Regions from separate parts of the Homo sapiens genome. Here region 1 is linked to region 2. A link is a loop called in an ENCODE intact Hi-C map of the cell type or tissue named here. Cell type or tissue: heart left ventricle. All regions are shown on one strand. Each heading gives the region's core, and the rest is flanking DNA. Links, peaks and the distances in the headings are about the cores only.

Evidence for each region. Hi-C counts contacts between places; a loop is a spot of excess contacts. Peaks named below come from ENCODE experiments on the same cell type or tissue, not always from the same donor. Only the 100,000 strongest peaks of a DNase experiment are listed, where the experiment ranks them.
Region 1: it touches region 2 in a loop (5-fold over the local background); 16 of 110 quality-filtered maps call a loop at or near these places.

What each region holds. Positions count from the first base shown.
Region 1 is chr10:84,933,671-84,936,586 of GRCh38, reverse strand. No RefSeq gene overlaps it. Among named protein-coding and RNA genes, the nearest start is that of LINC01519, 260 kb to the left of the region's middle. In heart left ventricle, for the core only: no CTCF peak of the experiment used is centred there; no DNase peak of the experiment used is centred there.
Region 2 is chr10:86,376,030-86,378,945 of GRCh38, reverse strand. No RefSeq gene overlaps it. Among named protein-coding and RNA genes, the nearest start is that of GRID1, 11 kb to the right of the region's middle. RefSeq lists silencers at 1,431-1,490, 1,501-1,550, 1,400-1,694, 1,654-1,852 and an enhancer at 1,330-1,872. In heart left ventricle, for the core only: a CTCF peak has its summit at 1,532 (motif pointing right); a DNase peak (open chromatin) is centred at 1,545; H3K4me3 peaks cover 310 bases; H3K27me3 peaks cover 2,163 bases.

The DNA.
Region 1 (2,916 bases), core at 258-2,757, 1.4 Mb after region 2:
AGCAAAAATTAGGTGAGGGAAACTTGAGAAATAGACCAGAAGTAATGTGACCAATGGGCTGTGGGGGGTACCTTCTGGGTACTATGTCTCTCATGGAGGAGAGACATGTAAGGATGACTGGGGTGCCTCACATGATGCCCAGATTTGGGCCTGGAGACTGTCTGCAGGGTGCTGTCTTTTAATAAAATAGGGCAGTAGTTTTCACAGTGCAGTTTACAATCCATTAGAGGGTAGAGAATTCAATTTAATGTGTGGCAGCCATCATTTAAAAAAATAAAATATATTATAATACAAACTATCATGAACTGTTTTATATATGTGCATATGCGATATGTATATATCTATACATAAATATATCAGTGCTGTGTAAAGTTGGAAAACATAGCTTATGTGTGAGTCAAGTTTGAGAATCTCTGAGATAGGGAATACTAGAAGTAGCAGCCTCCTGATGATGTCCTTGCTTCTAGTCTTTTCCTCCATTTTAGAATGACTTTCCAAAATATCACTCTAAACATGAAAATCCTTTATTTAAAGTCTTTTGATGGCCTCTTCCTCTTTACTACAGAGCAAAGCCCAAACACTTTCGCATGGCACAGAGGGCACCACAGAGTCTGACCGCAGCCTTTCTCTCAGGTGTTAACTCATAACATTCTCCCCACTAATACCCTTCTCTCAAGTCAAAAAAGACATGTAAAGTCCCGAAATATGCCTTGACTTCTCTGGTGTCTGTACTGGACTGTGCCCTGTATGTCATTTCCTTTGCCTGAAATTTTCAACATTTAGACCAACTCACATTCCATGATCCAGCTCTTCCAGGGGTAGCAGAACATGACCAGATCTTCACCAAAATTTCCCCTTCCTAGGCACATAAGAAACAACACTTTCCTGCCTTTTTGTAAGGAGGTGGGCATATGATCTGCTCTGGCCAGTGGAATGTAGGTAGAAAGTGATCTATACCACTTCCAGACCAAGCTCCAAAATATTTTGTGCCATCCTCCATGTTTTCTCTCTTTCTTCTTTAAACCACCAGATAGAGAAAATCTCTGGGTCCTAGTGGATCTCAGTTCTAGTAGAATGAACACCCTCAACCCCCAAACTTTGCATGGACCCCAGATAAACTTTTATTGTTTTAAAATATTAAAATTGGAGGCTGTGCATTTTACCCACCCTAACCAATATACCAAGTTTGATGCCTTGCCATTTACCAAATCCTCTCATTGTTTTCCAGGAATGAGACGGGGAGATAGGAAGCTCTCTTATTCCTAAACTCTTATTACAGTCTCCACTGTTTCCAGCCTCCTCATGTATGTCCAGAGTCAACAACAGGCCTAGAAAGCTGGAAATGGAAGCAGCAGAAACCTTTGTTCCTCCAGGGTTTAGGATGGCAATGGGGAACAAGTGTTCATCCCTATATTGCACACAGCACTCATCCTGTTCACAGATCCACAGGAAATAACTAGAGCTCATCAGTCCTCCTAGGCCATGGTAAGAACTTGAAATTTGATGCTGAACAAAATAGGGAGCCATTCAGGATTTTTAGCACCAAAATGGCATTAAATGACAGAATTTTAAAGATGTGTTCTGGACATTGTGTTAAGAATAGACTGTGTGTGATGGGAGGGAAGAGAGAGTAAAGCAAGGATATTGGTCTGGAGGCCATTGGGTGACCCACAATAAGGAATTAATGCTAATGGGGTCAGAGATTTGGCCATGAAGGTTGGGAGAAGTGTGTATATTCTGTATATAATTGGGAGGTAGAGCCAACAGCATTTCTTGTTGCAATTCCCCCAGGTCTTGTATTTTACTTCTTCACTTCATTTAGCCCTTTGCCCAAGTATAATCCCCTTAGAGAGTTCCCCAAATGCTTCTTCTGAAATAGCTCTTTCACTCCCTGTCACCTTCCATTTAGTCTTGCTTTATTTTTCCTTGTAGTCTTATGCACCTGAAATTACATTGCATATGTACCTATCAACCTATTAATTGTCCATTTCTTCCAACATGATGCTCTCTTCCTGAGCACACGGACTGGTCCTTGTCATCACTGATTTCCCAGAGCCTAGAATAGTGCCTGACTCATACTTGGCGCTCAAATATTTGTGAAATGAGTAAATGAACCAATTAAATTAGTCTTGCCGGAGACACAAATCTTGCTGTTAACACAGCAAGCAATAAACACAGGCCCCCCACTGCATCATGTTTGCAGTGATGCAGGTCATCTTGGTGATAAAAGAAGTGGCCTGACCTGCAGACTAGCCCTAATTTGATATTTATGCACACAGTCTGGTCTCACCAAAAGGTTCTGGTTCTGCATACTTTTCAAATATTTTCTTTTCCTTATCCATCTTGTTCAACAGCATTCAACTGATTACCAGTTTTAGCCTATGACCTAGGAACTCCAAGATTGGAAACCACATTGTAATGCTTTTAGGTTGATCTTTTAATCGTCAGCCAAGCATTTTAGCAAACATCAATGCTATGGAAGATTAATAAGCTACCCAAGTCTGGCCAAAGGTGACCCCAGCCTTCTGGGTACTATGTCTCTCATGGAGGAGACTTCCCGATTTGTGAAGGATACATTCTGATACTCAATAGGACCAAGGCCTCTGGCCTCACTGGCAGTAGCTTCATCTGGAATTGCAAGAGACACATGGAGCTGCTTACCAACAGCTGAGTCTCCTTTACACATCAGCCTTGTTCATTGGGTGTCACCTCATTAGCCTCAATGGAAATCATCCTTTTCTGAGAATTGGTGACACTGCATAAATTAATGAGTTAACAGCCACGAATGTCATCAAAAGGGAGGAGCTGGGGAAGAAATAACTGCTTTTGTCAAGATGCTTAACTGCAGAAGATAATAAGACAGTTTGATCCATGAAGACTATTGAAATTAACAATCTAGCTCATGTGCACCTTGTC
Region 2 (2,916 bases), core at 129-2,628:
ATTGTCCTGTACCTAACTTAGACCAGATAGCAGCCAAGACCCCATGATAGTTATATCTTCAGTGTGGAATGTTAAGTGTACCTTTCCCAGAAGAAAAAGACCATCTTGACTAATCAGATCATTGTAACTATGTATTAAGTCTTACATAAAAAGATGTTAAATGTTCTGTTAAGCTTCCCTAAACTTTATCTGTATGCACGATCCTAAACTTCTACACTTTGGATCTACACTGACTTCCATCCTTTGGAATCTTTGCTTCCTGGACCACTTGTCCTTGAACTTTGCACTTAATATACTCTTTAAGTGAGATTTTGACCCTTTCGGTTAAATTGAAAATCATATGGTAGTTCTATTTTCAATTTTTTGAGAAATGGCCTACTGTATTCCATAGCGGCTGCACCCTCTTACGTTCCCACAAACAATTCACAAGGGTTCCAATTTCTCCACATCCTTGCTTGATTTATTGATTGATTGTGATTAGTGTGTAATGGATGTGAGGTGGTATCTCATTGTGGTTTTTATTGCATTTCCCTAATGGCTAGTGATGTTGAGCATCTTTTCATGTGCTTATTGGTCATTTATATCTCATTTTTGGAGATACGTCTATTCATGTCCTTTGCCTGATTTTTTAATCAGGTTGGTTTTGTTGTTGAGTTGTAGTAAAGAGCTTTAAGTAGGACTGTCACAATTTGACTTACTGTTTTGACAGAGCTGAGCCTGAAACTTTGGCAGGAATCAGGGTGAGGGGGAAGCGGCAAGAACTGGGGGCTGCCAGGACAGATGCTGCACACAGTGAGCTCTTCACAAAAGCTGAGCTCACCCAGGCCCTCTTCCTGCTTCGGATCTTGGATGGCCTGAGGAGGAGGACACTGGGGTCACCTCTTTGGATCCTGGCCTTTTAAGGCTCTCAGGGAAGGCTCAGGCAGTCTCCAACAGACCCCTGGGAAATCCAGGGTCCCAGTCCCTCCGTGTGTGGTCCAGACGGAGAATGGTTAATGATCCACGCTATAGGACGCCTGCCTGTTATTTGCAGCAGGGGCTGACCATGGGGGTTGGGCTCTAGAAATCCGCAGGAATTTACACAGGGGTGCTGGGCTGTGTAAAGTGGATCCCCCACTGGCTTTTCTGACTGGCAGATAGTTCAAAGACGTGGGCTGGGGAGCCAGAATGCCTGGGTTCAAATCCTATTTTGCCACATACCAGCTGGGCATGTTACATAACTCTCTTGTGCCTCCATTTACTGCTCTGTAAAATGGGAATAATAAGAGCGCCTCCCTTGTGAAGGATTGGGTGAGGATTACATGAGTTAATGTATGCAAAGCATTAAAATAGTGCCTGTCTCGTAGTAAACGCTATGTAAATGTGGGCTATTGCTGTTATTTTCACTGAGACCAGGCCCTGTTGGGCTTCCCACCGCCCATCAGCGTGCAGGCCTTCCGGACCACGTAGAGGTGCGGTTATCCTTGGGACAGGTCCTCCCTCCTGGGGCGGCTCGCGCGGCAGCGCCTGGGGCCCGTTCCCGCGGTTGCCGGCAGGGGGCAGCATTGCACTGCGGCTGCTCCTGGGCGGCGCCGGCGACTGGGCTTGGAAACCGCGCCTCGCGGCGGCCTGCGCCCTCGCTGCGTCCCTCGCGCTGTCACCTGCGGAATCGGCAGACCAGCCCGTGTAGCCGTCAGCCCAGTAGGGCGGGCACGGGGGCCGGAGACCGCTGTCTCTGTTCAGCCCGGGGTCTCTTGGGGCAGGGCGCCCCACCGCCTCTTCCATGAGGTTCTCCAGCCCTCAAACCCCCGGCGCGCGTGGCTATTTCTCGGCCCCTCGTGGGGCCTGGAGGCCCTTGACCATTCTTGGTCCGTGCACAATCCCCCCATCTGTGAAATGTGGGCAATTGCGCGGTGGCTCAGGGCGCGGCCCAGGTCAGGCACAGAGTGAGGGTCGGGAGATGTTTGGACAACCCCCACCTCGGCTTTCATTAGGTTGCGGACGAGCTGGGCCTGAGCGGGGCATGCGGGCGCGCGCGGCCTCTGGGGAGGGAGTGTGGCGGAGAGGATGCGCGGGCCGTGTGGTCCTGATCTGGGCTTGAGCCCACCCCATGCTTGAACCTGCTCTGGGCCTTTGCTTGTGCTCAGCCTGCTTCCTGGATGGCCCCTCCTTCCTCCTTATTCAACTCCCTCGGGCATCTCAGAGTCCGTAACAGCCTTCCAGGTCTCAGGGCCTGGCATTAGCTTCCCTTCCCTGCCAGTCCCCAAAAACGTCCAGTCCTCGCCTGGGCCTACCCAAGGTCTCCCCTCACCCCCAACCACCAGGCTCTGGGTCCACATTAGGACTTGTGTCTGTCCTGCCCACCATGACCCTTAGCAGGGGATCACGGGGATGGCCCGGCCTCCTGTGAAGGAAGGTCAGCTCCATGATTCCAGATGATTCCAGTCTGGAAATCTCGTGGACTCCAGAAGTCTAGCCTTTGGCTACTCTCCCCAACATTTCCTGGAGAGGCTTGATCACTGGCCCATAGGCCAAGGAGACCCTCCCTTCTATGGTCACAGACCTTCAACAGATGATGGTAGATGCAGGCCGCTACCCTCAGGTGACCCCACAAAGAGCCACACACTGGCAAAAGAACAGTCAGTGTTCCCAGTGGGTAGGAAATGCACCCTAAAACAACTTAGAGATGCAATTTTTCATTTATCAAGAATGAAACAAAGAATAACGCTTAGTGTTGCTGAAGGTGCAGAGAAGCAGACACTTTCATGAATTGCCCATGGAAACGTAGACTGGTTTTAAAAACAGCTTTGGAGGGCAATTTTGGAACTATGTATTAGAGACTTAAATGACGCATAACCTTTGACCCAGCAATTCCACTGCTAGGTATTTATTCTACTAAGGAAATAATTGCATAAAAGCTGAAAATGCATGTGTAAG